Linked DNA regions of Homo sapiens: region 2 is linked to region 1. Evidence: chromatin loops called from intact Hi-C (ENCODE). Cell type or tissue: IMR-90. All regions are shown on one strand. Links, peaks and the distances in the headings refer to the core of each region. The heading gives the core; the rest is flanking DNA. Region 1 overlaps GATB (glutamyl-tRNA amidotransferase subunit B). Region 2 overlaps GATB (glutamyl-tRNA amidotransferase subunit B).

Region 1 (15,398 bases), core at 3,079-11,078:
TGGTTTCCCGTGTCCTGTGGCTTGAATCTCACAGCTTCACAAATGCTCCGATCTTCCCTGTCTTGACAATGCCTTTGGCTGACCTTGCAGTCACTTGCGTCTGCCCAGTTTCTTGCTTTAACAATAACGATCTAGCACCAGTGGCTACTACCTACCCTGTGTAAGCACATGCCATCTGGATTCTGTGCCTACCCCTCTATAGAAGCTCTTCTCTTAAAAATCAACCCCCTTGCTTGTGGCCAAACATTCAGCTTCTCCCCATCCCGCTGCACCCTGACTCCTGGGGCTGCACCGTAAGCTCCTTGTGAAACCTCCTTCTTGGGCCTCCGGAATGTCCTCCTCTTCCTTGCCTGTCCCTCTGCTGCTCCTTGCCAGTTCATGCCAGGTGGCTCCGGTGTCCTCTTGCTGGGTCCTCTGACTTGACCCCTAGCCGTGAGGAGGATGCCCAGGGCTGCCGCTGCTGCCTCAGGTCCTGTTTCTCTCCCTGGTTGATGTCAACCACCTCCTGAGAGGCCCCGTTCACACCTAGACAATGTGCTCTAAACCAGGATGGCAAACTTCTGGAAAGAGCTAGGGTGCGCATATTTGAGGCTTGGTGAGTGCCCTCTGTCACATATGCTTCTTTGTTTTAACAAAGGTAAAAGCAATTCTTAGTCACAGGCTCTACAGAAACAGGCCAGAGGCTGACATGCTATAGTTTCCCAATCCTTATCCTAAGCCAAACTTGTCTTCCTCACAGACCAGCTCCTCTGCATTTCCCACCACCCATCTTCTGTCTCAAATGATGACAACACCACGCTTCTAGGTATCAGAGTGCAAATTATCATGTTGTCTTTGCTTTATTCATCACCTACTCCCTGAAAAATCTAGTACCTTATTACCAGATCCTAGTGATCCTTCCAAACATGAAATACGGCCATCCTGCCTTTTGCATTCCCAACACCACCACTTCTGACTTGCTGTGGGTCTGGCCACAGTGAGCTCAACAGGTTTCCAATGCCTGCAGCCCATCCTTGGATGCTATCCTACATTTCATGCTGTGGGACACATCTTCCTCTCACCTCCAGTCCCTTCTTGGTTTCAAATCCTTCCCTGCTCCAGTGCTCAGAAATTGTTGCCCACAGCTCACCTGAAACACTGGGGCACTCAACTGGCTTGGACAGCTGGATAGCTGTACCTGCCTAATTTTACCACAAAATGCTTGCTCAGGAAATCTACAATGTCTACTTTCTTAACTAAACCAAATCTGTTACTCATAATTCAGAAGCTGTCAACCAAATAAACCAACCTTTCAAGCAATATACTCAATTAAAAAGCCAAGTTCAACAAGAGGTTGGACCCTTCAAACATCAGTCTTCTGAGAGGTCTTTAAAGATGAATGCTAATTCACGTAATCATTCTCTACCAATTTGATCTCCAGAGTGTTCCTTGCCTGGGTATCATTGTGAGACTATAGCTAGTTTTGCAGCTACTGCCCTTCTAAGCTCTGGAAACATTAGCACTCATAGCTGAGGCTGTTCATTAATTAATGTTTGCTCTATGGGTAGCCTAGTATATCAGTCCAGCTAAACGTTCTTTGAACTGTGTAGGAAAAGAGCTGCTATGGTTTGGTTTTGGCTTCTCAGTCCTTGTTCCATTTAAACTGTAAAACACAACTGTTGCCTGCTTCCTCTTTACTTGATTTTGGAACAACCAAGCCTACCTTTATTTAGAATTGGGTACCCTTCAGGTTCTTAAAACTTTACTGCTTATAAACTGCTTGGGTAAATACCAGGGGCTCCAGGTCCACTCAACAGGCTAATTTATCTCTCAGCTCCTTTAGAGGCCACCAAAATGACTGTTAAACCCCTAACTTCACAGACCAACATATACAGAAGCCGATCACAAGCCAGGCGACTTGGCTTCCAGTCTTTGTGGCTGTGCCATCTGAGGCAAGTCACCTTATCTCCTAGGGCCTCCGTCACCTCGTCTGCTAAATGAAAGAGCTGAAGATCCCTAAGTTCTCTTCCAGGACTAAAGTTCAGCAATTCCGTACATTTTAACCAACAACATAGAAAAACTAAGTTTAAAGCTAAGAAATTTCTATTTCCTCCAGAAGCGCAAACACCTCATCTTCTTGGAGCTTTCCTGGACTCTTCTGGCTGGTGTGAATCTCCCTCCTCTCTGTTCCCACTGCACTGTGTCTAGTTCTAACACTGGAAGCATCCCATTCTGCCTTGAATTAAAATTCTGATGCACAAGTTCTAGTCCTCCCCAGGAGGCTGACAGCACCTGTGGGGTAGAACCGGGTCCTGGTCATCCCCCACACACTGCAGAGTGGGGCTCTGCACCTGATGGGTTCATGGCTGAATCCCCCTGACGTTCCAGAGGCTCCCTATTCCGGCTCAGCTCTGGCTCTGCACACAGCCACACCTCTTGGCCTCTTTCCACCCTCTGCTCCTGCCAGCTACGCTCCTCTCCTTCCCAATCATTCCAGTTCTTTGCTGTTCCTGCACCTGGGCTCCAGGTAGGCACTGCCCTCTCCCTCACCAAATCCTGTTGAGCCTTGAAGACTCTGGTAGAGCTGTATCCCATCCATAAACTCTTCAGCACGGCTCCTGCCTCCACAGAACAGCCACACATTTTCAGCACCAACACCAGAATTTCTGAATGGAGAGGCCAAACCCGGGAGGACAGGGATGAAAGACCAAGAGGCGCGGTGGCTCACGCCTGTAATCCCAGCACTTTGGGAGGCCAAGGCGGGCTGATCACTTGAGATCAGGAGTTCGAGACCAGCCTGCCCAACATGGTGAAACCCTGTCTCTACTAAAAAGAAAATACAAAAATTAGCTGGGTGTGGTGGCGGGTGCTTGTAATCTCAGCTACTCAGGAGGCTGAGACTTGAGAATCACTTGAAACTGGGAGGTGGAGGTTGCAGTGGGCAGAGATTGTGCCACTGCACTCTAGCCTGGGTGACAGGGCGAGACTCTGTCTAAAAAACAAAACAAAACAAAAAAAAGACAAAGAGGCAGCAGATGCCACAAGAGTTCAGGAGGGTGGCAGGTGCTCTGGTATTCAGCACACCACCCTGGCAAAGAGAAGGTGGCTCACACCGAGGCCCACAACGTGCCGGGCACTGTGACTTTTTCCCTCAAAAGCTCTCTGAGGCACGTCCTGCCATTTTCATTTTACAGTGAGGAAACTGAGGGTCAGAGGGGGAACTCATTCAAGCTGAGCAGCCGAGTCGGGAAGGGAACTAACACCCGGGCCACACTAACACATGGATGTGTGCATCCATATCCAGTGGCTGAACATGGAGTTGACACCATCTAGAGTTAACTTATTTGGGCAAACAACTGTTGGGAGTTATTTGTCAATATCTGTCTGTCTTCACTCCCCGGGATGCTGCTGAGACAATGACACACCCACCCAGCCTGGGCTCCCCCTGCCCCGGGACCTTGCAAGGGCCCTGCCACCTGCCTATGTGCCCCCAGAGAACTCTCTTTCTGATGCCCCAAAGTGACACCTACTGCCCATTCTTTCCTTCTTGAAACTTGCCTCTCCCTTGGCTTCTGTGTCACCAGTCCCCGCCCCGCCCCCCCCCCACCCCCCAGTTTCCTGGTTTTCCTTCTACTTCTGTGCCATCGCGCCTGCATTTCCTTCTCTGTGCACGCTTCCCAGTTAAAGGCTAAAGAGCTTCAGGTTCGTTCCCCAGCCACCCTGGCACGCTGCACCCTCCCTGAAAGTTCTCATCTGTCCAACAGCTTCAAGTACAGATGCTGCTGAGTCCATGTTCCACTTACGTTGTGCTGTGTCCCTGGATTCCCCAAACTCTCATGCCCAGACTCACCTCAGATTTCTCCACGTGCTTTTCCCCATGCCTGGAACACTTTTCCCTGTCAGCCTTGGCCTGTCCCTGCTCATCCTCTCCTCAGGTCTTAGCTTAGCTGCTACCTTCTTCCCCTCTCAGAGCACCCCTGTCACTGACTGTAGCCACCAGCTTCAAGGCTGCCTGTGCTTTGATTCAGGGCTGGTGTCTGTCCCAGGAACTGCGCTTCTCATGCTGGGCACAGACCTTAGCACACAGCAGAGGCTAAGTGAACATGAGCTGAATAATGAACCAACGAGATAACTCTCAACTGCAAACCTCCCCAAGATCTTATCAGCTGCAGACTCATAGATCTTGCCTACTGGTTAGCCCCGTGGGGGTGATGTCTGTCCTGCAGGCAGCTCGAAGTCAGCACGTCTGAAATGGAATACGGCATCTTCCCTCACCCCCGGCCTATAAAGTTTATTCCTTTTCCTTTAGCTCCTCCTACATTGAAAAAGTCTGCCCTCTGTTTCACCTCTGCCCAAGCAAGAAATCTGGAAGTTCTGCCAATTGAGATAATTGCTCTCAACTTGGCCTAGCTCACTTCAACCCAGCCACTGCCACCTTGGCTCAGGCCTGGGGCATTTCTCATCCGCATTCCTGAAAGAGGTTCCCAAATGGAATTCCTGCTTCTAGTCTGCTCTCAGACGCTGAATATTTGTGTCCCACCCCAAATTCCTATATTGAAGCGCGATGGTTTTAGGGGATGGGGCCCTGGAGGAGTAATGAGGTCTAGAAGAGGTCACGAGGGTGTGGTCCCCATAGTGGGAATGGGGATCCTATAAGAAGAGATTGGAGGGCCTTCTCTCCCTCCCCCCTTCCTGTTTCACCCCTCAACTCCTGCCTGTCATGTGAGGACATCTGTGAGCCAGGCAGAGGGCTTCACCCAGGAATGCATCAGCTGGCACCCGGATCCTGGACCTTCCCCACCTCCAAAATCATGGGAAAGACATGTTGCTGAAGCCACCCAGTCTATGGAATATAGTGGCCTGAGTTGAGTGAGACACACTGCATTTCCGCAGTGTGAAACTGGCATGAGCTTGTAGTCTATGGCTGTCAAGAGCTGGTGATAAAGGCAGACACAGTTCTCCAGGTGGCCCTTGGTCATCTCCGCGGCTCTGTCCCCACCATTCCCACCTGCCTGCCTCCGGCCCCTGCAGCTTCTGGCGTTCCTGAGCCTGCTGTGCTGCTGCTCTCTGAGCTTCGCACTCTGCTTTGTCTGCGTGATCTGTCCCTCCCACTGCAGAGCGACTCTCCCCTAATGCTTCAGGGCATGGCTCAAACGTCCCCTCCCGAGGGGAGCCCTGGTTGGTTCCCCAGCCTCTGTTCAACTCCCCTTTTTGTGCATTCCCAGCACCCCGTGCATGCTTCTGGCATGACAGGATCACCCTGGGGTGGCTGTTTCCTTACAGATCTGTATCCTCCACAAGTTTGTAAATGTCTGTCTCATTCATCTTTGTGCCCCCAGCCTCTGACACAGTGCAGAGGACACAGTGCACAGTCACAGATTTGAAGGAATAAATACATTTTTACACGGGCTAGAGAACATATTTAGAATGTGGAGTCCACAGGGGATGTTTGTGTCATGTCAGGATATCCTGAGGGAGAACAGCAGGAGCAAAAAAATGGACCTGCCCTATTTCCAGCACTTCTGGACAGAGCTCATCACAAAGGAAGAAAGAAATCCCAGACCTCACTCACCTCTCACTGACAGCGAGGTTCTGTTGCTTTAAATAGCCCAGAAAAGTGTTGAGGACCCAACTAGTCACCTTTTTTGGCTCTGCCCTAGTTTCTTTTATCACATTTTGGAAGAACTCCAGTAGGCCGACTTCGTTCTGTTAAAAAAAAAAAAAGAAAATTACATAAAGCCTCCCCAAAAATGAAAGATCAGCATTCTGAAGGCAAATCTGAAACTGTCCCCTCTGCCTCCTCTGAGACAGCCACTTTTTCTTTGCTAAACCCTGAGATGTCACCAGAACATTCTGATCACTTTCAGCTAATGACAACTATTCTACTACTGTCACTGTGCATTTACATAGCATTTTCTCAAAAGGATAAACACATTTTAGAGAGCCCTGACTTTGCAGACCAGAGGGATGGTGAAATTCCACATCCCCCAAACCCACTTGCTTTCTCCGTGTCTGCTGTGTGTAACCTGCACTCTCCATCCCTGAGCTGTGAACTGGGCCTAAAATGTTTGGCCTGACTTTAATGCCCCTGTTCTTTCCAGGCCTGTCCTCTGCTGAAGTCCCAGTAATTGCTAGAAAAGAGGGTAAAAAACAAAGCAAAATCAAGAAAGAACAAACAGAATATTCTACCTCTGAAAAATCAAAAGTGGATCATACCTGTACTGATTCTCACATCATGACAAGAAATAGACAGGAATGGTTCTGAAATGTTTTCAAAGTGAGGGAGAACATGGGCACATGTGACCCACTTAGGCCACTTAATAACAGGTGGAGAGGGCAGCAGTGTCCCAGCCTTCTGAGCTGGGCCAGGTACAAGATGCCCTGCCTCTCATCGTTTCCTGGGGAAATGATCAGCTGGAGACTTGTTTCATCAAGACTGTACCACTTCTCCCCCTCTGAACTGTCAGCCCCACGAGTCAGGGCTGTGCCCTCCCTGTTCACGATATAGCTACAGCTAAGTCCATGCTGGGCCATGGCAGCTGCTCAGTATTAGGTTGGTGCAAAAGTAACTGCAGTTTTGCCATCTTTCAATGGCAAGAACCGCAATTACTTTTGCACCAACCTAATATCAGCAGACGGAATTGGTGTCTCCCGTCAGCATGTATGTGTGTTGGAAATCACACATGAGGCGCGCATTCTTATCATACCATGTTCACCTTTAAATACTGCAACTGCCACAACTATGCATACGACCAGCCCTGAGGCACTTACCAGGTTCTATACTACAGCTTGCTGCCAGCTCAGATAGTTTTGACACAATCAAGAAATTTAGGTAAGTCCACCCCTACTATTTCAATAAGAAAAATAAAAACTGTGCTGCTCAGAAAGGGAAGGCTGAAATTTCCAAATTCAGAGGATATACGTTTTAAGTAGCAGATTTCCTTTACCCATGGAAATTCAAATCAAACAAACTTTTCTTGAAATATTCCTTTTAAGTTCACACTGCACCTAAGGCTTCTACCCCTGCTCCTTTCAGAGACCCTTCATTAACCAAAAGAATTTTCTGGAAAAAATGAGATACTGGAAAGAAGCAAGATATACTAACAAAAGTGCTCTCCAAGTGTAGCTATTGCAGCTGCTGGAATACACACACAGGCATAGCAGAAATTCCATAATAATAAAAAACCCTACATGTTCTTTGTAACAGATAAATTCTCTGGTGACAAGCCTGCTGAATAATCCTGCAATCATCTCTTTAATCTCTTTTCAAGCCAGTGCTATTATTCTGCTCATGCTAAACCAGGGCAGAGGCCACCTCGGCAGCCCAAGCTTGACTACAGATAAAGGCAGAGCCAGGCAACTTGAAGAGGAAGTTCTGCTTAACTTATGGAAAAGTATTCAAACTTCTACAATAGTACACAAATCACTGGGGAAGCAGAAAACTGCTATCTGGCCCAAATCAGACGGGCAGAATTCCCTTTGTTCTAACCCAGACAGGCTGGCCCACTGGTAAAATGAGCTGTCAGGAGAACTCTTTGCTTTGCCAGGGAAAGGGTTTTCTAAATCCACCTAGAAATATTGCACTTAAACTCACAGGCTTGGCTGAGTTGCTGGGACGTGATGCATATCTATTCCTCTACCCTTGGGTGGTTTTTTTATTGGATGGATAACACGGCAAGTCAGATTTCTGTTTGTCTTTTCATGTCAGTGCTGTGATGAAGCCTCTCTGAGCTGGAACTGTACTTCACTAGGGGATACATAGTTTCAGTCCACAATTTAAAGCAGACAGGAAAATCTGTGGTGGTGATGGGGTGAGCTATAGCGAGTGGGGCTGAAGGAGGCTGAGCTGCAGCCACCCAGGAAATGATGGATCAATAAAAGCTGCACATGGGCTGCCCGCTCTGCTCTTCATAGCAGAAGCTGCTTCTGAGGGAAGAAACACACACATTCTAGTTTCCTCATCTTCTTAGTTTTTCCATGAGATTGGCAAATGCTAATAAGCTTGGCACGAATCTCAGAGTCTCTGGTGAACATGTCAGTGCAGCCATCTGGTTTTCTCAGAAAAACAGTGAGCTGGTAATTCCCTTACATAAAAATCATATGAAGAGCAATGCAGAAAGGCTACAGCATTAGGGAACCTTTAATGTCCTCCTCAAAAGCAACAAGCAAGCATTCGACTCAGGATGAATCTACCCTACATGCAATAGAACTGCAACTTCAGCGACACAGAGAGTCAAGTTCCCTGGCTGACTGCGACTCTAATTGTTCCTTCAGAGATGGCTAAAGCAGCAGGCATGAGCGGTCCTGTCTTTTGTATAATACCTGACAGTCTCTACAGCTCTATGACTGGGAAGCATCTTTTTCACATTTTAATCAGATTTCCCAAAGCACTGAATTACACCCAGAACCAGTGCTGGCTCCGCCTCTCAGACATTAACAGGAACCCTTGATTACTAATGATTTGTCAGGTGATCAATGCTGGTGTGAGGCAAAGCAGAGGGACCTGCTCACCACCACTGCCTGCTCAGGGAAGGAACCTCAGTCTACCCTGCACTAGGCCCTGGGAGCAACCTGCCTCGAAGCGGTCTTCTGCATCCCACCTTCAGAGATGATCAAATGCAAATGCTGGAAGACTCTCCAGTTGGAATAGGATGAAGGCTGATTTCTCAACTGCATTTCTTGTTCTAAGTCACACACCCTGTGAAGCTGACGATAGGCCAGGAACGAGGTGGACTATATTTATTTACGAGAAGGAAACCTGATAGAGCCAGCTGCCCAGTGGCAGACTCAGAGAAGGAAAAGCAGCCCAGAAGAATGCAAGTTGAGGAACAGCTGGTTATGTGACAGGGAGCGTTCTGACAGCTACAAGGGACCCCCAGATGAGCCATTCTGGGCTAGTCAAAGGTGCTCAAGAGTATCTGCTAAATATCTGCTAGACACAGAGCTCAGAACCAGGCCCTGTGGGTGGCTGCGTGAGGCTACTGCTGCTGCTGAGGACAGTGATAACCAGAGTTACAGCAGCAGCGGTGATGGGCGCCAGGCACTGTCTACGCACTCTCTCCACATTACCTCAATTCATCCCAACAACAACTCTCTGAGCTCAGCGCTCTCAGGACTTTTACAGATGAGGACACGAGGCACTAGCTTGCTTGAGGTCCCACAGCAAGAGAGCACTAGAACTAGGACCAAACCTCTGCGGTTTGTGCTTTTAACCTCTGTGTGGCACTGCCTTTGAGGAAGAAAAGGTCATGGTCTTTGCCTGCCTGGGACCGAAACTGAGCACCTAGGAGTGCCAGGCGCAATGGGAGGCAGCCAGCTCATCTGAAGAAAGCACTTTCCCACACTTCCATTATTTTATTTGAGAGCTGCCAGCTGTTCAAAGGTTCTTAACATATTAAAAATGTTGCAAGGAAATTAACTTTGAAATCAGAAGGAGAAAATGGCAGGTTTACTTTCTGCCTTTGCCAGTGTACACCTAGGCCACGTGGCATTCAGCTGTGGCATGACACACACCTGTTCCCAGACCAGGAAGGAAGACAGCTGCACGCCCACTGCACAGGCCATACTGGGCTCCGGGGATGGAGGGCGGCCAGAGCTCCTCTGCCCCTCTCCTGCCCCCTGCCTTGCCTCTGCATCCCCTCCCCACGCTACTGCTGCCCCAGAAAAGGTCCTGCGAGCACACCCAGACCTGGACACTGCACAGTCCTGAACAAGACAAATCTTGTTATTTCTCATACCAATTGAGCATATTGTATTTTATTTATTATTGCATTCTAATTCCTCTAATAGGGTAAGTCCTACCTAATTGAGCAGGTCATGCCTGTGATGGGAGCTGCTGACTATACAAAGGCTCTACATCTGCAGACGGAACCACAGGGGTTTCCACTGGACAAGGCTCTCCCACGTCACAGTGTGTCATTTTGCAGAGGCGCACACTGGAATTGCATCCGTCCCCTTTGCGGCGGGGGTGCTGGGGTGAGCAGCTGCTGAGCATTTGTGCAGACGCTGGAGGAGGCTCATCACCTGCGTATCAACGCAGGCACTGCTGCTTTATTATTCCTGTGGATTTGGTCATTCTTATAAAGTGAGAAAAACAAAACTCAAATACAACAGCTATGTAAAAAAAAAAATGGCCCTGAAAATAACACCAAATGCTAGTGCTGGGGATGGCAATGAAGCAAAGAGGCCCAGGACAGTGATGGCTCTCAGCCAGAAAGCAGGCGTCAGGGCAAGGCTAAGGACTGGAATGTTCAGTGGGGCGGTGGCTTGGGTGGGTTCACGGGAATCGGTGCCCCTTCTGCTTTTCACAGAAACAAGAAGCCGCTGCAATAATCTTTCAGCGAGTGCTCCTGTGAACAGAAAAATTACTCATTGAGAGAGGCCTCGTCAGTGGAGAAAACAAACAGAAGTTAACTGGTGGTGTGAGGCTGGCACAGGAAACACGACCCCCCCCTCAAGAGTGTCAGGAGAAAGCTAGAACAATGCAGAACCTCCACTGCTGCTGGCAAGAATACAGGGATCTGCAGAGGCTCTGAAATGGACCCACAAACATCACGGGTGTGTTCTCCCAAGGAACACAGAACTAGGGGTCCAGGGTCCTGTTTTGGTGCCCACAATTTTTATTCCTGGGTCATTTCCCCAGCAAGGCTTGGGAGCCCCTAAAATCTGAGCAAAACTTTGGCCCCAACCATTTCACTTGTGCTATGTTCCCAGGAAAGCTGGAAAGTAGACAGATCTTGAGTTCAACTCAGGCACCAGTTCCATTTAGGGGATATTCAAACTAATGTGAAAATGACTTTACATCCTCTGAGATGCAGTAACTCCAGGGGAGATGCTGAAGGAAACCAGTTTGGGAATAACAACTTCCCCCGAATAATCAAAATCCAAATAATTCAGGTACTACAAGCTGACAGCAGACCGGCACTGCTAAAAGACTATCTGCACGAATGGGACACAGGCAGTGTGTTGTCAAGAAATCAATTCCAATTGTAGTCACGTTCCAACGCACCTAACACCACCACTGTCCAATCGTCCCCACATGGAAGGAACCTGAGTTGCTCAATAGGAGCTTTCTGGCTGCAGCTTAAAAACAGCAACAGAGGCAGTGAGGATTTGCTCCTTTCCTCCAAGATCTGCCTGAAACCTGAAATAATATATATTTATCCTGAAAAGGAAATTATTCCACAGGAAATTGGGCTTTGGGATAGGTTGGGGACAGAATCCCTGTGGGTCCCCAAGGCTGGCACTCAGGACTTTACTCCTCCCTGCACTGTCTCCCTACTGGGCAGGATCCTGAGGTGTCACACGGCTCTGAGCCCAGAGCATCTTCCCCTCTGAAAGCTCCTCATCCCTTGCATCCAAAAGAAATGAACTGCTGGTTTTACAGAAGTAGAGTTAGATGATACATCTTTTTATTCAACTTTACCAGAACAAAACATTGGTTATTTTTCTAGTGTATAGAGTCACTGTAAAAGCACCCTTAGGCTAGCAAGCACTGGATGCAATTTTTATAAAATGAAGAATAAAATCAATTTTGAAAATTGCACGGAGCTGAAATATGGTGCCTGATGATGTTGACCAAATAGATTTTCCTTCAACAGTAGTTAGAAGGTGAGTACTTTGCACCTCAGTAAGTCTGGCCAGTCTAAAACCAGTCAATATGTTTGTAGATACTATTAGCTTTAAAGTAGTATTACATATGGGATATATAGATATTTATCATGGGAAATTATTTTATAGGCAATTCATCCAGAAAGCAAACCTGGTCATTTCTGGCTTACTAGCCACTTAAAGGAAAATTCTTGAAAAACAATCCACTTAACAACCAGCTGTAGTCATGATATCTTTTCTGTTTCTTTGTCCCTTGGAGACACCTTAACCTTTTCCATGATGTCAGAAACAAAGGATTATGATTTTAAAAGTGGAAGAACCAGCTGGAGAGAATGAAGTTGTGTAAGTAAGATGACAGATCCTGAGGCTGACTATAAAGACAAAGACAAGCATATGGCAGCCCAGGGTGCTGATTCGAGGGCTCGCAAGTACATCTTCCTACAGTCTCACTGGGGCCATGTGGGATGTTTCTACAGCCCTGCCTTTCGTGGCTCTCAATGAACTGTTTTAGCGCGTTGCTTGGTGTCAACACTCTTCTCCCTGGCGACATATTCTTGGGAGTCTGCTTGGCTATATTTAGGCTTTAGATTCAATGAAGATTTGGCTGTGTCTGTCATCTTTGGGGTAAGTGAGTCATCGCCCCCTCTTTCAGCTGGGGAGGGAAACAGCTCTGGTTACCCTGCAGAGCCCTCCCAGCTCCAAAGTGTCAGAGGTCAGATGTGGAATCAAGGGTGTCTGTCCCCAAGTCAGTGTTTTAACTCAATTCCCTGTAGGGCTGCTCTGGAGAGACATGGAAAAGCTGAAGCACTGACATTTGGAACTAGCATCCGGCACTGCAGTCAGGGTGGCAGGCCCTCAAGAAACACTCAACTCGGGATGCTCTGGCTTCCTCCGCTGAACTCTCCCACCGACGAGCTTCAGATCTTCCCGTCTACTGACTGCATGCACAGCCAGGGCCCTGCAAGCTCATCTCTGCTTCCTACCAAGTTCCTATTAAAGGCCAGTCTTGAAGGACAGGAGGCACCAGGCAAAATCAAACCACAAATGCCACAAACTCTGCCCTACGTGGAGACACTCCTCAGATTCTTTTTTCTTTTTTTAAAGTTTAGAGACAGGGTCTCTCTCTGTTGCCCAGGCTGGACTGCAGTGGCACGACCACAGCTCGCTACAGCCTTGAATTTCTGGGCTCGAGCAATTCTCCCACCTCAGCCTCCCGAGTAGCTGGGACTACAGGTGTGTGCCACCATGCCCGGCTAATTTAAATTTTTTTTTTTTTTTTTTTTTTGTAGAGATAGGGGTCTCACTACACTACGTTGTTGCCCAAACTGGTCTCGAAATCCTGGCCAAAAGTGATCCTCTCACCTTGGCCTCCCAGAGTGCTGGGATTACAGGTGTGAGTCACCGTGCCTGGAACTTCCCAACGATTCAGACAGGACTCAAGTGCTTCCAGCAGAAGGTTTAAGAAACAAAATAAATAAAGCTGCAGAGGACGGCTTATATTACTTTTCTTCTAACTTTATTTTTTCACTTGGAAAATAGACATGATTTCTGCTTTTCATTGGCGTTGACTGATTTTCACTAAATTTAGTGGATGGCACTTTATGTTTATTTATAGGGCAGTCTGGCATCTTAAAAATCAATAGGAGTGGTAAAAACTTTTAAATGAATCTATGTTCTGTGATTGTGCTGTACAAAACGCTAGTGGCATGAATGTTAACAAAAGTACAAACTCTGTTTTCTCCACTAATGAAACACAAGTGACTCCAAACATCAATTAACTAAAAACACTATTTCTGTTTGACATTATAGCACATTATATATGCAAGCGGGCAGCAGAGCTTAGGAATGAAGAGCGTAGGCCTTGAAGTCAGCATGATCTGAATGTGGCTCCAATACGGGCTTGGGGAAGTTATTGAACCAAAGAGGTTACATTTCCCTACCTGTAAATGGGGAGAGCAGCAGTCCCTGCCTCAGAGGGTTGCTGTAAGGATAGATTAAAAAGTCGTACAATGTGAATTGCAGAGCATGCTAGAAGCAGGCAGCCTTTTCTAGGCTGCTTAGGCAAATGGCTACAATGCTTTTGTGTTCTCTGAGTGAAGTAAAGCACAGAGTTTAGGAAGAGATGCCCCACAGAAATCAGCCAGGGAGGATTTTGCTAAGAAAAATGCACATGCATATAATTCTGATCATTGTATTATAATAACTACTACTGATATACTGACTCAGAGAAAAACTTGTTATGCTATTAGAATCTCTCGTTTTTTCAGAATCCTAATGCCTGGATTTCAGCTTCAACATTTCTATTCTTTAATCTTTACAAATGAGGTCATGTAGAGAAAAGGAAATGCTTATATACTGTTGCTGGGAATGTAAATTAGTACAGCCTCTATGGAAAACAGTATGGAGGTTCCCTAAAGAACTACAAATAGAGCTACCATTCAATCCAGCAATCCCACTACTGGGCAACTAGCCAAAGGAAAATAAATCATCATTTAAAAAAGATACCTGCAAGCGAATGTTTATCACAGCACTATTCACAATAGTAAAGATATGGAATCAGCGTAAGCGTCCATCAATGGATGACTGGATAAAGAAGTTGTGGTATATCTACACAATGAAATATTATTCAGCTATAAAAAAGAATGGAATCATGTCTTTTGCAACATGGATGAACAGGAGGCCACTATTTTAAGTGAAACGACACTGAAACAGAAAATCAAATACCACATGTTCTCACTTATAAGTGGGTACACTCTGTGTACCCAGGGACACAGAGTGTGGAATAACAGACACTGAAGACTTGGAAGGGTGGGAGGGGAATAAGGGATGACAAATACTTACTGGGTATGATGTATATGATTTGGGTGACGGTTACACTGTAAGTCCAGACTTACACTATGCAATATATCTATGTATCAAAATTGCACTTGTAGCCCCTACATTTATATTATAATAAATTTTATAATCATAAATATTTCCGTATATGTTTTATAATATATATAAATTTATATATATAGAAAAGCTAACATTGCTTCTCTAGCTTATGTCAAGTTGCCTTGATATATATATTTATATACATACACATGCACAAAATCAAGTTGCCTTGATTTCTGTCCCAGCTACTTGGGAGGCTGAGGCAGGAGAATGGCGTGAACCTGGGAGGCGGAGCTTGCAGTGAGCCAAGATGGCGCCACTGCACTCCAGCCTAGGCCACAAAGCGAGACTCCGTCTCAAAAACAAACAAACAAACAAAAATCGATTTCATATATATGTGTGTGTGTGTGTGTATATATATATATATATATATATATATATATATATATATATGAAATGAAGGCAACTTGACATAAGCTAGAGAAGCAAGGTTAGCTAAATAGGTTGAAGTTTTAGGTGGGGCAAGATACCCCATGATTCTCTGGGTTGTCAAAGCATGGTTTATGTATCTGACCTTTGGAAACAGGGATGCTTTTATCAGGAACACTGCTTCTCCCAGGATCTTCCTGTGTGCTGTGATAACATCCCATTCACTCACCCGTCTGTCCACCCAGTCATGGAGTACCTACCGTGTCAGGTATTGTGTGTGGTAGACGCTAAAGCATAACATTAGAGTTCTGTAAATATTAAGAATAATTTGGTGCTCACTGCACGATAAAATGACAAGATAAATTAAAGACTAGAGTTAAATTCTGAAGTTTTTCGTCATTTGTGGGTGAGGTGTGCATGGGGGTGGGCATGTGCATAATGCTTAATTTAATAAGCAATCCAAAGACAGAGAGCACAGAGTTGCAGCTCTGCAAAGCACACCTCCA
Region 2 (15,398 bases), core at 3,641-11,640, 54 kb after region 1:
CTGTTAAGAGAATTCCACAGTATCTATAGAAAAGTATATAAACCCTGCAAATAGACACCATATACATGCATAATCAAGAGTATGAAAGGAAGATTTGTTCTTTTAACTGGTAGGAAAATAATTTTCCCCAATTATATATTTTCTAGCTGAAAATACTTTTAGCTTCCCCCAAAGCTGTATGTGTGTCTTATTTTCTATCAGTGCTTCCATTCTGTTGCCTCACTATGTAAATGTATATGTATATTTATCAATTTGTGCTTCTCTGAAAGACATCTGTGACTGAAAACTTCTCATTAATTGTTACTCATACTGTTGTGAATACATGCCATCCTAAGTTATGTCAGGATAGTATGATGTAAGTGTTTACCACTGCCACTCCCAGCCCAACTCTATTGGCCACTATGAAGTGGAAGTATCTGTGCTCACATTTTAATGATGCAAAGTTAAAAACATGAGTACTGATATGGTTTGGCTGTTCCCCACCCAAATCTCATCTTGAATTCCCACATGTTGTGGGAGGGACCCGGTGGGAGGTAATTGAATCATGGGGGCAGGTCTTTCCGGTGCTGTTCTCGTGATAGAGAATAAGTCTCACGAGATCTGATGGTTTTAAAACTGGGAATTTCCTTGCGCAAGCTCTCCTCTCTTGTCTGCTGCCATGTGAGGCATGCCTTTCACCTTCTGCCATGATTGTGAGGCCTCCCCAGCCAGGTGGAACTGTAAGTCCAATAAACCTCTTCCTTTTGTAAATTGCCCAGTCTCAGGTATGTCTTTATCAGCAGTGTAAAAATGGACTAATAAAGTAAACTGGTACCAGGAGTGGGGTGTTACTGAAAAGATACCTGAAAATGTGGAAGTGACTTTCGATCTGGGTACCAGGCAGAGGCTGGAACAGTTTGGAGGGCTCAGAAGAAGACAGGAAAATGTGAGAAAGTTTGGAACTTCTTAGAGACTTGTTGAATGACTCTGACCAAAAGCCTGATAGCGATATGGAAAATAAGGTCCAGGCTGAGGTGGTCTCAAAAGGAGATGAGGAACTTGTTGCAAACCGAAGCAAAGATGACTCGTGTTATGTTTTAGCAAAGAGACTGGTGGCACTTTGCCCCTGCCCTGGAGATGTGTGGAACTTTGAACTTGAGAGAGATGATTTAGGGTATCTGACAGAAGAAATTTCTAAGCAGCAAAGCATTCAAGAGGTGACTTGGGTGCTGTTAAAGGCACTCCGTTTTATAAAAGAAGCAGAGCATAAAGTTTGGAAAATTTGCAGCCTGACAATGTGGTAGAAAAGAAAAACCCATTTTCTGAGGAGAAATTGAAGCCAGCTGCATAAATCTGCGTAAGTAATGAGAAGCAGAATGTTAATCCCCAAGACAGGGGGAAAATGTCTCCAGGGCACATCAGAGGTCTTCACAGTAGCCCCTCTCATCACAGGCCTGGAGGCCTAGGAGAAAATGGTTTTGTGGATCAGGCCCAGGGTGCCCCTGCTGTGTGCAGTCTAGGGACTTGGTGCCCTGCATCCCAGCCACTCCAGCGTGACTAAAAGGGGCAAAGGTACAGCTTGGACTGTTGCTTCAGAAGGTGGAAGCTGCCAAGCCTTGGAAGCTTCCACGTGGTGTTGAGCCTGTGGGTGCACAGAAGTCAAGAACCAAGGTTTGGGAACCTCCACCTAGATTTCAGACGATGTATAGAAATGCCTGGATGTCCAGGCAAAAGTTTGCTGCAGGGGCGGGGTCACAATGGAGAACCTCTGCTGCTGGGCAGTGCAGAAGGGAAATGTGGAGTCAGAGCCCCCAGAGCCCCAAGACAGAGTCCCTACTGGGGTACCACGCTGTGAGAGGAGGGCCACCTTCCTCCAGACCCCAGAAAGGTAGATCCACTGACAGTTTGCACTGTGTGCCTGGAAAAGCCACAGACACTCAATGCCAGCCCGTGAAAGCAATCATGAAGGAGACTGTACCCTGCAAAACAACAGGGTGGAGCTGCCCAAGACCATGGGAACCCATCTTTTGCATCAGCCAGCGTGACCTGGATGTGAGACGTGGAGTCAAAGGAGATCATTTTGGAGATTTAAGATTTGACCTGGTTGGAGGTAACTGAATCATGGGGGCAGGTCTTTCCTGTGCCATTCTCGCGATAGTGAGTAAGTCTCACGAGATCTGATGGTTTTAAAGATGGGAATTTCCTTGCACAAGCTGTCTTCTCTTGTCTGCTGCCATATGAGACATGCCTTTCACCTTCCACCATGATTGTGAGGCCTCCCCAGCCAGGTGGAATGGTAAGTCCAATAAACTTCTTTCTTTTGTAAATTGCCCAGTCTCAGGTATGTTTTTATCAGCAGTGTAAAAATGACTAATACAAGTATTATAATAACACCAAATAAAATTTATGTGCTACTTGAGAGTCTATGAAGTGCTTTCACATATATTAACTTCTCTGCACAGATGTAAAAATGAAAAAGAATCAGAGATAAGGTAAATAAGATAGCTAGCTGGCTGTGATAAGTAAACAGAGGTTATGAGTGACTACAGGCATCTTAAATGTTTACAACCAGCTATAAAGGAAAAATTCCCCGCTATGTTTTGTCGGAAATGAACAATTAGCAAGTATTGCAGCAGCGAGTGTAATCTGGTGCTTATACTAAGAATAGGGACCAGGCAATTCTCACTTCTATTTTTAGCTGGGTTCATGACCTCTTTGTGTCCTTGGATAAGTCAGTAAGACCATCAGTTTCCTCTCCTATCAACTGGGGTTGGAGCCCCTGACCTTGCTCATTGGGATGGCCTATGAGTTGGCAAATATCACTGAAAATTCAAAATGCTATTGACAATCACATATTATTGCCTGTCTGCATTTCCTAAGAAAGCTGCAAAGCATGACAAAGACCCTTGATTGATTACGCTTCTTGCTTCTATAATTGTAAAAGGAGATACGTGCATAAAAATTTAGAATAGAATATTTTAAGGCTCCCAGAAGCACTAATGCCTTTTGATTCCCAGTTATTCTCCCTGCCTCAGCTCCAGTCCTTATTATAATGATGTACCCAGTGGTGAAAGGCTGGGGAACACAAAGGCTCACTAGCAAGAATCCTCTGCCATGAGGAACAGAATGCTCTTCAGAGGAGCCCAGCCTGACTACCTACCCATGCCAGAATCACCAAGCCTACGTTTGTCATCTCTGGTATGCCAATGGCAAAATGACCTCCTAACTTTGCCAAGATTTTTAAAAGAGCTGAGGAAAAAAACTCCCCAAGATGCCGCAGCGTAGAAAATAGCCAACTCTCCCCACAATGTTACATGTGAAGCCGCAAACACACATAAAAATGGCCAAGAGAGGCCAAGCCAATGGCCTCAGATGACAAGTGCATCTACTTGCAGTATAAACAAAGAATTCCGCAAGACTCACCCAAAAACAGCTTCTCACATCTATGCCCAGACATGATGTGACACTGGCTTCATGCTTTTGAGGGCACAATTTGGGCAACGGTCATTCCCCTGCCCCTAGGTTTCCATGTGACAGGACTTTGCTTTCTACTCTGTATTCTCTTGTCCCCAAAAGAGTGACTTTTGTGACAAGTGACTTTGGGAAATGGAACCACATGAGTGGGTTGGCCCCATGGCTGAGCATTCCTATAGAAGCTTATAGTATAAATTATCAGGAGAAAGCCTGCATGAGTTCTTCCTAATCAACATGCCCACAATGATGGGACAGTCAGCTCTACTCTGGCGACATGATAAGCTTTCTGCAGAAGCAAGTTCGTCCTCTACAAGTGAAAAGCCTGCAGTTTTGGAAAGCTGAGTTCAACAGAGGCAGCAAGTACTAAAAAGCATATGGCTAAACATCACGTTGCATTTTTCAATCAAGCTATTATCTGTAATAAAGCTGGTATGTTCATTTCCATCTGTCTGACTTCTGTGCTGATTTCTCAGTTGGTTCTGACTCAAGACAGGAAGCGAGTATTATTTTTATTGACCCACTAAAACTACACAATATCTTCCTAGAAACTCTTTCCTAGTACAGTCGTGCATCACTTACCAATGGAGATATGTTCTGAGAAATGCCTTGTTAGGAGACTTTGCTGTTGCATGAACATCGTAAGAGTGTACTCATACAAACCTGGATGGGACAGCCCTCTACACACCTAGGCTACAGGGTATAGCCTATGGCTCCTACGCTACTAACCTGTACAGCATGTTATGTACTGAATACTGTAGGCAACTGTAACACAACAGTAAGTATTTGTGTATCTAAACATATTGTCATGTATTATGCCATGATGACAAGATGGCTATGACATCACCAGGCCATAGGAATTTTTCAGCTCCACTGTAATTTTATGGGACCACCATCATATATGTAGTCTGTTGTTACCAAAATGTCATTATGCAGTACATGATGTACTCATAAAAACCATCTAGCAATCCCCGCAGCATCACCGATGATGCCACAAAGCAGAAGAAACCCAAGAGGGCAGCTGCCATGGCCAGGCATGTATTGCCTTTGCAGGAAGAGCTTTGCCAGGCCTGCCGTAATTTGTTAAGTTCGGGAACTGTCCATGGAAGAAAAATGAATGGTACCCAGCTGCATGATTTCAGGCTGCGTTTTTATTATAGGCTTCTAGTATAAATCACCAGAACAAAGCCTGTATGAACTACTCGAATGGCAGAGACAAAAATAGTGTCACAGAACACTGTTAGGTTTTTTTTTTGGACTACTACATATTTATATCACCAAAAGACTCCTAAGCTTTTGTACTCTCAGGCATCTTTGGTAATGTGTTCATACTTTATTTTCTGCACACTCCTACCTCTCTTTCCAGTACAGGAGTGCCCCCTTATCCATGAGGGATAGGTTCCAAGACCCCTGGGGGATGCCTGAGACCTCGGATGGTACCAAGTCCGATATAGACTATTTTTTTTCCTATCCATAGGTATGTATGATGAAGTTTAATTTATAAATTATGCACAGCAAGAGATTAACAACAATAATAAAAAAGAACAATATACTGTAATCAAAGTTATATGAATGTGGTCTCTCTCAAAATATCTTATTCTCCTGTACTGAGGGTAACTGAAACTACACAAAGGGAAACTACAGATAAGGGAGTACTATTGTATTACAGATTTTTGGTTGCAGTAGTGTACAAAATTCATTTTGAACAGTTAATAATTCTAAGTATAACACTGCCTTCTCTAATAAGGGCTTATTATTTTGCTCCATATCTCATCCATGTGCATATTTTTGAGGGAAAACAAACCAATAAAAGGATGTGGAAATGGGAGAAAAGGCTTTCCCAAACAATACTGGCAGTTTCTTGCTCAGGAATGAATTTGTGGGGAGATGAGCAAGCTGCCTGGAGACTTCCATTACTAGGAAAGGAACATCAAGCTCCTAAGAAACACTGCTGAGTCAGGGAGATGCTCTGCAGACCCAGAAGATTCACCCAGGGGGAGGCCAGACGAGGTCCCTCAGGTTCGCCAAGGCTCAGGTGGAGAGGAAAGCGAACTCTCAATTTCCTCATTGATTTCTCCCACTAGAGCCAGCTGCTCCTGTCAACACCATCATATTGCTTTTTGTTGTTCTTTAGGAGGAGTGAGATGGCATCATCATTTCTACACAAAGGTTAAGGGAATCATTTTATTAAGGATGAAGCTTTTTTTGGGAAAATGATCATCTTTAAAGGCAATAAGTGAGAGAGTGCATCCTTGCACATCTAGCGGGAATTTGGAAAGAGCTCAGTCACCTGATCTGTGTCTGTGATGAGAGGACAGATAAAAGGTACTGGGATGTGCACCAACCTTGGCCCTAACTAGTGTGAACTGCAATACATACACAACAACACAGAAGAATTACAATGGGAAGGGAGGGATATGGTTTTTTTTTTTTTTTTGAGACGGAGTCTTGCTCTTTCGCCCAGGCCGGAGTGCAGTGGCGCTATCTCGGCTCACTGCAAGCTCTGCATCCCCGGTCCATGCCATTCTTCTGCCTCAGCCTCCTGAGTAGCTGGGACTACAGGCGCCCGCCATCGCACCCGGCTAATTTCTTGTATTTTTAGTAGAGACGGCATTTCACCGTGTTAACCAGGATGGTCTCGATCTCCTGACCTCGTGATCCGCCTGCCTTGGCCTCCCAAAGTGCTGGGATTACAGGCGTGAGCCACCGCACCCGGCTGGGAGGGATATCTTAATGGGACAGGGCAAGGGGGCCAGAGAAAGGTTAAAGGTGCCTTCCCTGCTCCATTCTGAGTCACCCATATTCACAGCCTTTGTTTCATCCCCTCCCTTCTATAAGGTTTCAACCTTAATAAAGTTTCAGCCAGATTATAGATTTTGGTGGGTGGCAATGGGACAGGGGGTATGGGAGTCTGCCCTAAGAATTGATAGTCTGCTCTCAGACAGGCTTGGGGTCAGATGTACTAACTCTGTGGTCCAGAAGCCCCCAAGCTAAGAGGTAAATATGGAAAATGGCCCTGGCTTAGACCTGGAGCATCAGGCAAAAGCCAATGCAAAAGTGCTTTAAAGAGATGCACTCTCAACAAGATCCCACAAATAAAGCCCTGTCAGATATGGCTTCATAATAAAAAAATTACAAAATACACCAGAGAATCATCTACTGCCAGCCAGAATCAGCAGTCAAGCAAAAAGCATAATAAGATCACCCAAGAACTTCAGGTAATGGAATTACTGAATACAGACTATAAAATAAGTAGCTGTAAAATTATGAAAGAAATAAAGAACTGAATACATGAAAAAGGAACAAGTTATTTTCAAAAGGCTAGAGAAATTTAAAAGAGAAAAACAGAATTTCTGTAATTGAAAGATCTAGTGAACTAAAAACCTCAATGGATATGTAAAAGAGTGAATATTATAAAGAAAATTAGTGAACTAGAAGTCAGTGTAGAGAAAACTGGCCAGAATGAAGCCTAGAGAAAAGATCCTAAAAGAATTTTCCCATGACCGCTATTTGCATCGTGATCAACATACAGCTAAGAGCTGCCCATAGACAGGCCTGCTTTCTTCATGGTGAGTCTGGGGAAATCCGATGCACAGGGCCCTGAATTGGAGGCTAATTAGGTGAGATTTCCTTTATCCATTTCTTCTTCTGACTCAACATTCTTGTCTTTGCTCTCTCCCTAGGTTTAGATCTCACACCTAGAGGGCATCATAACACATGGTGCATACAACCAGCATCAGTGCTGTGTAGTCAGTGCCTCTGTATGTGTATAAGCATGTGGACATACATCTATAAACATATTACACACACATCTGTTAATGAGATTAATGTTTTTGGATGTATACTCATATATACATATCTGTAAAATAATAGCCACCTACATAAATCTGACTTCCAGCAACTTCAACTATAGTGGAACAGGTTGAGAGCTAATCACTGAACTGGAAGTGAGAAACTTTGGTTCTAATCTGAATGGAATGTTAAGAAATTGTGTGACCATGGGTAAGTCCCAACAGCAGTTCTCTCATCTGTAAATTAAAAGGACTGAACTGAATGATTTTCAGGACCTCTTCCTATTCTATTGTCACATGGTGATGCTAAATAGCTTTCATAGCATCCATGTACTTTCTTTTGTAGGACAGGTTTCTACTCAGAGCTTTGTTCTTATTTATATTTACAAAAGTGATAATCTGACTTTGTGAACTAATCAGAAATAATCATTGAGAAGTGAAAAATGAGCAAGAAGGGATTCCTAGAGCCAAATATACTGACAGCAGCTTTAAAAACCCAGTGAGGAACACATAACCATAAAAGCAGGGAAAAACACTGTAATATGAAACCTAAAAACAATGGCTATCTTTAGCCATTTACTGTAGGATCAAAAAGCTTTACACACCTCAATAGACCTTGAAGCCACCATTATAACACTGAGCAATAACTGATGTTGCTGATAAGCTTGGGTAATCAAGAAAAGGTTGTCTTATGTTCAGCCAGGACAAGAGACCCATAAAGAAGTTTAAAAAATAGCTAAAGGGTTTTAGACAGGAAAATCCTTTTATATGGATGCCTCGTGTGTGTACGCACGTGTATGTACGTGTATGCAAGTATATAGGGAAATATTTACAAGGGGTGCTATACACATGTTCTATGCAAGGTACTGTCAAGTAGCCCAAGAAAGATCCATGAATTGCTCTTTAGAAGCGTATAATCAAACACAGAAATCCTTATAAACAACATACATAAAACATAAAAAGATGTTCAGTCAACTGTATGAAACAAATACATATTGATAGAAAGTAGAGGCCAGGCATGGTGGCTCATGCCTATAATCCCACTTTGCGAGGTGGAGGCAGGAGGACTCCTTGAACCCAGGAGTTAGAAACTAGCCTGAGCAACATGGTGGGGCCCTGTCTCTAAAAAAAATAAAAATAAAAATAGTAGAAGCATTATTATTAATATGGTTAGGTTTCAGGTGGGGAATATTGCATGCAAAGCTGGTAGAGAGGTAGGGAAGTGAAAATTGCTGTGAAGAGAGAGGCTTTCAAGAACCCACTGAAAGTTAGAAAAAGATCTATGGCAGGGAAGGAGTCAAATGCTTCCCACAGGGAGGGAGGTGAGATCATGCTGCCTCCTGAACATGAAAGTCATCATTGTCATGAGTCACTGAGTTCATGGGAGACATCCGGTTAACTAAGTTATAAGGCAGGTTTAGACCATCAGCAGAGTAAAAGCTGAAAAGGAACATTCCACATTTGTGGGTATGAGCTCACAGACACATACCTCCTTTAGGGTGACAAGGGTCACTATACAAAACACCTAATCCCTGCAACACCTCACTCTCAAAAGCATGGAGGATAACTATAGAAGTGATTTGCAGAGTGACTGGCAAGAAGCAAGTCTGAGTATACAACATAATTATAAATCTTTCAGATTACATTAAAGCAAATCATTGAAATGGAAAGAAATTTCATAGAAAATGGTCACATTTTGTCTTCTTAAATAGCTAAACATCATCTAAGTGTGAATGGACGGAGAGATAAATGTAGATCTGATTATAAATGTACGTATTTAAAGACTTTTCCCTAATGATGCTATCTTCAATTTCTGTTTCATTTCTACATTTTGAGTTAAAAACAACTTTTATAATTATGTTTAGAATTAAGAGCCAGAAAAGCATTTCAGAAAGCCTGATGCTCCCTAGACTAGTCAAGGGTTTCTAAATCTAGCAGGTTCTTCAAAACAAAAGTTATCACCAATATCTTCTATGTTCAGAGTCGGAATGCTGCAGATTTACCTAGCTTGAACGAAATCTGTCATAAGGAATCTAAAAAATAAATTAATTCCAAAGTACTTTAGAAAAGCGTTCACATCACTATTTCTTCAGGGAGGCAAGACCCCTTCTGCTGCAATGTGCATACATATGTTCCAGAAGGAATCTCTAGCAGAAAGCACAGCATTTGCATTGTTTGTTAGTTCCCAGAGGGCAGGCATCACATCATATTTATTCACATCATATTTCTTCCCCTCTTCATTCCCCTTATTCTGGCTAATAATAGTATGCACTCTTGTGAATAAAAGAAAGTTTTGTAAAATGTAGTAAACAACATTCCTGTTTTCATTCCATAGCTTCCAGGGCCAATTCTAAATACCTTTGATATGGAAAGCCCTGAATGCTTTTTTAAACAGGCTGATCCTGAGAAAAGAGGAGAATATTCTTGCATACATGTGTGAAAAACAGCTTTTATGGTCTTTTCCCCAGTTCTGGAGACAAGAGGCATTCACAGTTGCTAGGGAGTTCTATGTTACATACAGATAAGAGCTTTCAGACAAGCAAAACAAGAGCAGAGCTTCTCATTTCTTATTAAATGAATTGTAGTGCAGCCTGATTATCAGGAGTTATCTACTGTGCCACACTGAGCATTCCTACCAGCCAGCTACGGCAGAGGCAACGGTGTCCTCTCCCCTTTCCCCTGCGTGGGAACTGACACCAGGAGAGGGCAAGCATTTCCGATGACAAAAAGTGAGTGTGTGTGTATGTGTAAACATGGGTTTGCACATGCATAAATTTCAAACAAACTTGATTCTTTGCTGAAATCTCACCATTACTGGAAATATTACTTGGCCAATTATGAAACAGACTTGTAAAGCCCATGACATTTTACCAAACAAATATATTTTCTTTCTTATTTTTCTTCCCATTTCACAACCATATACAAAGTATTACAAGTAGAAAAATTGGAATGGTATTGTTAAATAGGAAATAACTAACTTTAAGCAAACAACCTAAGATCCTGTCTATAGATCTATAGGTGAATAATTACTTAATAAATTAAGGAAGACTTGGCACCACAGTAAAGAGATTTTACTAGGTCCAAATAATGAGTGAAGCTGAATCCCTACTAATAAAAACAAAGAATGCTGTCCTTAGTGTAGCTGTAATCCTGCCTATAAGCAGTGAAATGGGCTGGCTGACCTTTTCATCCTCAAGATTTATGATGGGCTTCCATAAAATCCTAAAACTGAGGGAAAATAAGAAAATAAAAAGATCCTAAAAAACATTCAGAATAAGGGTTACTAATCAGAACGGGGAGGGGGTTGGTCAAGACAGCAGGTGTGCTCCAGACATGCTGGGGAACAGGGAGATGGAGGCAGGAGGCAGAAATGAAGTATTCTATTTATACACACATACATTTATATATACATATAAATTTACAAATACACAGATGTGTACATGCCCAGAGCCAAGCTCAAAGCAAGCAAGAAAATCCCCTGGGGCCGCAGAAGTAATGGTAGTTTAAAGCCATGTGACACCAGGGGTAACCACAAGAGACAGGACAACACATTTTCTACTCACTTTCTAACTGTGATAAGGACAGCAACTGCGGCAGGTAGGGTTGTTATGAGGTTAGAATAAGTGAATACATATAAAGCACCTAGAACAGTGCCTGCCACATGGTAAGCACTTGGTACATGGTAGTTGATTTTACTACCATTATTATTGTTAACTGGGCTGATGAGACATCAGATGTCAATGCTTTAAAGCACCTTGGGGGCAGAAGTCAAGGCCATGAGCCCATGTGATAGGGAGCTGGGATGGCTTCCTGCATAAAGCTGTGAGCCAAAAAATTCTAGTCCAGTTAGAAAACCTTTTGCCACCAACTGGAGGGGTTGCTGTGGAGGAGGCCAGCTACTTCAGGCCATAGGTGAAAAAGAGTCTTGAGAAATCTGAGCCCTTGACCCTGTGCCTGGCTTGGATGTGTGCAGCTTGACGCTGGCACTATCTAAGCTGTGTGGCAGTTAGGGGGCCAAGAAATTAACATACAAACCGGTTCATTCAATAAAACCCAATGGGCCCTGGCAGAGGCCACCAGGAATTCATTCCATAGAGATACCTCCATAGTCCAGGGTACAGTACTTAAGTTAAAAATCACACTGAGCAGAATAAATAAAAACAAATTCACATATGGACACATCCTGGCTAAAGCTATCAGAGTGACACAACAGATTACTGACAAGGGATGCAGACTTCTCATCAGCAATTACAGATGCCTAAGGACAATGGAAAAATGTCTTCAAGTGCCAACGGGAAATAAATGTCAAGTTGGAATTCTATACTACTATTCCAGAGTGAGGGGGAAACAGAAACAGCTGGAGGCACATACAGACTAAGAGAGTTCATCACCCACAGACCTGGAAAGCAAGAGCCACCAACACAGGAAGAAAACGGTGCCCAAAAGCAGAGTGAGATGTAAGAAGCAATATCTGCTACAAAATGAAAAAAATCAAGGGATGTGAAGGACCTCTTCAAGGAGAACTACAAATCACTGCTCAATGAAATAAAAGAGGACATAAACAAATGGAAGAACATTCCATGCTCATGGATAGGAAGAATCAATATTGTGAAAATGGCCATACTGCCCAAGGTAATTTATAGATTCAATGCCATCCCCATCAAGCTACTAATGACTTTCTTCATAGAACTGGAAAAAACTACTTTAAAGTTCATATGGAACCAAAAAAGAGCCCGCATTGCCAAGTCAATCCTAAGCCAAAAGAACAAAGCTAGAGGCATCACACTACCTGACTTCAAACTATACTACAAGGCTACAGTAACCAGAACAGCATGGTACTGGTACCAAAACAGAGATATAGACCAATGGAACAGAACAGAGCCCTCAGAAATAATACCACATCTACAACTATCTGATCTTTGACAAAACTGACAAAAACAAGAAATCGGGAAAGGATTCCCTATTTAACAAATGGTGCTGGGAAAACTGGCTAGCCATATGTAGAAAGCTGAAACTGGATCCCTTCTTTACACCTTATACAAAAATTAATTCAAGATGGATTAAAGACTTAAATGTTAGACCTAAAACCATAAAAACCCTAGAAGAAAACCTAGGCAATACCATTCAGGACATAGGCATGGGCAAGGACTTCATGTCTAAAACACCAAAAGCAATGGCAACAAAAGCCAAAATTGACAAATGGGATCTAATTAAACTAAAGAGCTTCTGTACAGCAAAAGAAACTACCATCGGAGTGAACAGGCAACCTACAGAATGGGAGAAAATATTTGCAATCTACCCATCTGACAAAGGGCTAATATCCAGAATCTACAAAGAACTCAAACAAATTTACAAGAAAAAAACAACCCCATCAAAAGGTGGGCGAAGGATATGAATAGACACTTCTCAAAAGAAGACATTTATGCAGCCAACAGACACATGAAAAAATGCTCATCATCACTGGCCATCAGAGAAATGCAAATCAAAACCACAGTGAGATATCATCTCACACCAGTTAGAATGGCGATCATTAAAAAGTCAGGAAACAACAGGTGCTGGAGAGGATGTGGAGAAATAGGAACACTTTTACACTGTTGGTAGGACTGTAAACTAGTTCAACCATTGTGGAAGACAAGTGTGGCGATTCCTCAGGGATCTAGAACTAGAAATACCATTTGACCCAGCAGTCCCATTACTGGGTATATACCCAAAGGATTATAAATCATGCTGCTATAAAGACACATGCACACGTATGTTTATTGCGGCACTATTCACAATAGCAAAGACTTGGAACCAACCCAAATGCCCAACAGTGATAGACTGGATTAAGAAAATGTGGCACATATACACCATGGAATACTATGCAGCCATAAAAAATGATAAGTTCATGTCCTTTGTAGGGACATGGATGAAGCTGGAAACCATCATTCTCAGCAAACTATCGCAAGGACAGAAAACCAAACACCACATGTTCTCACTCATAGGTGAGAACTGAACAATAAGAACACTTGGACACAGGAAGGGGAACATCACACACCAGGGCCTGTTGTGGGGTGGGGGTGGGGGAGGGATAGCATTAGGAGATGTACCTAATGTAAATACACCAACATGGCACATGTATACATATGTAACAAACCTGCACGTTGTGCACACGTACCCTAGAACTTCAAGTATAATTATATATATATAATAAAACAAAAAGAAAAAAGAAAAAAATCAGAGAGGTGTTTCCTCAACCTTTGACAACCAAACCTCAAAACTTCCTCACACCTGGGAGCAGAGGGACACATCTTCCCCTCGGGTTACAGTAGGAGAGGGCTCTTTCTCCACAGCTCTGGAGACATTGTCTGCTTTCTTAGGAACCTTATTCTATCAACAATTCCCTCCCCCTTATATCTTTATTCCTTTAAACCTCAGTTTTTTGTGTTTTGTTTTTTTTTGAGACAGAGTCTGGCTCTCATGCCAGGCTGGAGTGCAGTGGCGCTATCTCGGCTCACTGCAAGCTCTGCCTCCCGGGTTCACACCATTCTCCTGCCTCAGCCTCCCGAGTAGCTGGGACTACAGACGTCCGCCACCACACCCAGCTAATTTTTTGTACTTTTAGTAGAGACAGGGTTTCACCGTGTTAGCCAGGATGGTCTCAATCTCCTGACCTCGTGATCCGCCCACCTCGGTCTCCCAAAGTGCTGGGATTATAGGCGTGAGCCACCACGCCCAGCCCCTAACTTAAGTTTTTTAAACAAAATATCACAGACATGTATTTTTAAATAACTGATCATGAAAAGCAGCAGTTCCCCGCCCCACCCCTTCCTAGGTCCCGTCCTGTTCCTGGCAGCAACCACCTTCAGATCTTTGAGCTGTCTCGTTTGGTATTTATCTTCCTATTTTTAAATAATATGCTGTGCCAGGGGACCTTTGGAAAATCCATCACCTGTTGGCCAAGGCTCCTGGCCATTTGCTATGTGACAATCCTTCCTTAATCTGGAAAAAAGATAGATTTGATAAACTGTCACAATGATACAGTGTACTTGTTTTAAGAACGTGGACTCCTAAGACTTGGCCCATTCCATTTCTGAGAGATAACTGAGATAAGTTACAAGATAAGAGAATAACAATATGAGACATTTTGCAATATTTTTATATCTTACTTTATCAAAGAATTACCCAAGCTTGCTGCTACATTATATTTTTTTCTTTTCTTTTCTTTTTTGAAACAGGGTCTCACTCTGTCACTCAGACTGGAGTGCCGTGGTACACCTCCCAAGCTCAAGTGATCCTCCCACCTCAACCCCACAAGCAGCGGACTACAGGCATACACCACCATGCCCGACTTATTTTTGTATTTTTTTTTTTTGTAGAGACAGGGTTTCACCATGTTGCCCAGGCTGGTCTCCAACTCCTGGGCTCAAGCCATCCAACCACCTCAGCCTTCCAAAGTGCTGGGATTACAGGCACGAGCCACTGTGCCTAGCTGCTAAATTATATTTCTATCCAAAAATAAAATATACCCACTCCCTAAAAGCCCTGCCATGAGAAGTTGGGTAACATAAAAGTCCATAAAGTCAGTTAGAAAAAAGGATGGTAGGTCATGTCTCCCCCAGGGAAGCAGACAGAGCCATTACATGCATGAGCTTGAGTATGGATGGATCTAGAATGTGGATGAGTCTATTTCTCCTAAAATCAGGGTAAGGGTAAGAGTTGTGAGAACAGGGGTGTGGTAGGGGACTCATTATTTGGACTTTGAGAACAAAAAACAAAACAAAATGAAAAGCACTTCACCAGCAGAAGGCTGAGAAACCAGTACAGGTAATGTTTGATTATTACCTAACGTTATCTTGTATATAAAATAAAAATAAATCTTGTTTTTAAAAATGCTTTTGACTACTAGTCTGTTTCTTGGGAGCTCCAAATCATTTACCCATCACCTAATTAAAAAACAAAACAAAACACAAATACAATCCCACATCCCACCTCACCGCCAAAGAAAAACACAACAAAATAAAACCCATCTACTGGCTTAAGGCCTGAAAAGGAGAAAGAGGCCTCCAATCAGTGGCCAAAAATGTTCCTACAGCCTATACTTAGGTTACTTTTTTCTTGCTTTACCAATTTAGAACATGACTTCCAATTATGGTAGGTAAGAATTTAGTTCTTTTC

What was found. Hi-C counts contacts between places; a loop is a spot of excess contacts. Peaks named below come from ENCODE experiments on the same cell type or tissue, not always from the same donor. Only the 100,000 strongest peaks of a DNase experiment are listed, where the experiment ranks them.
Region 2: a loop joins it to region 1, with 2.2 times the contacts of the local background. A loop is called at or near these places in 2 of 110 quality-filtered maps.

Annotation. Positions count from the first base shown.
Region 1 is chr4:151,683,079-151,698,476 of GRCh38, forward strand. GATB (glutamyl-tRNA amidotransferase subunit B) reads right to left here. Exons shown (of 13, transcript NM_004564.3): 10 at 5,552-5,685. Among named protein-coding and RNA genes, the nearest start is that of GATB, 70 kb to the right of the region's middle. RefSeq lists enhancers at 4,384-4,884, 4,885-5,385. In IMR-90, for the core only: no CTCF peak of the experiment used is centred there; a DNase peak (open chromatin) is centred at 7,223; H3K27ac peaks cover 1,133 bases.
Region 2 is chr4:151,736,220-151,751,617 of GRCh38, forward strand. All of the region lies in intron 2 of GATB (glutamyl-tRNA amidotransferase subunit B), which reads right to left. Among named protein-coding and RNA genes, the nearest start is that of GATB, 17 kb to the right of the region's middle. In IMR-90, for the core only: no CTCF peak of the experiment used is centred there; a DNase peak (open chromatin) is centred at 8,612; H3K4me3 peaks cover 233 bases; H3K27ac peaks cover 466 bases.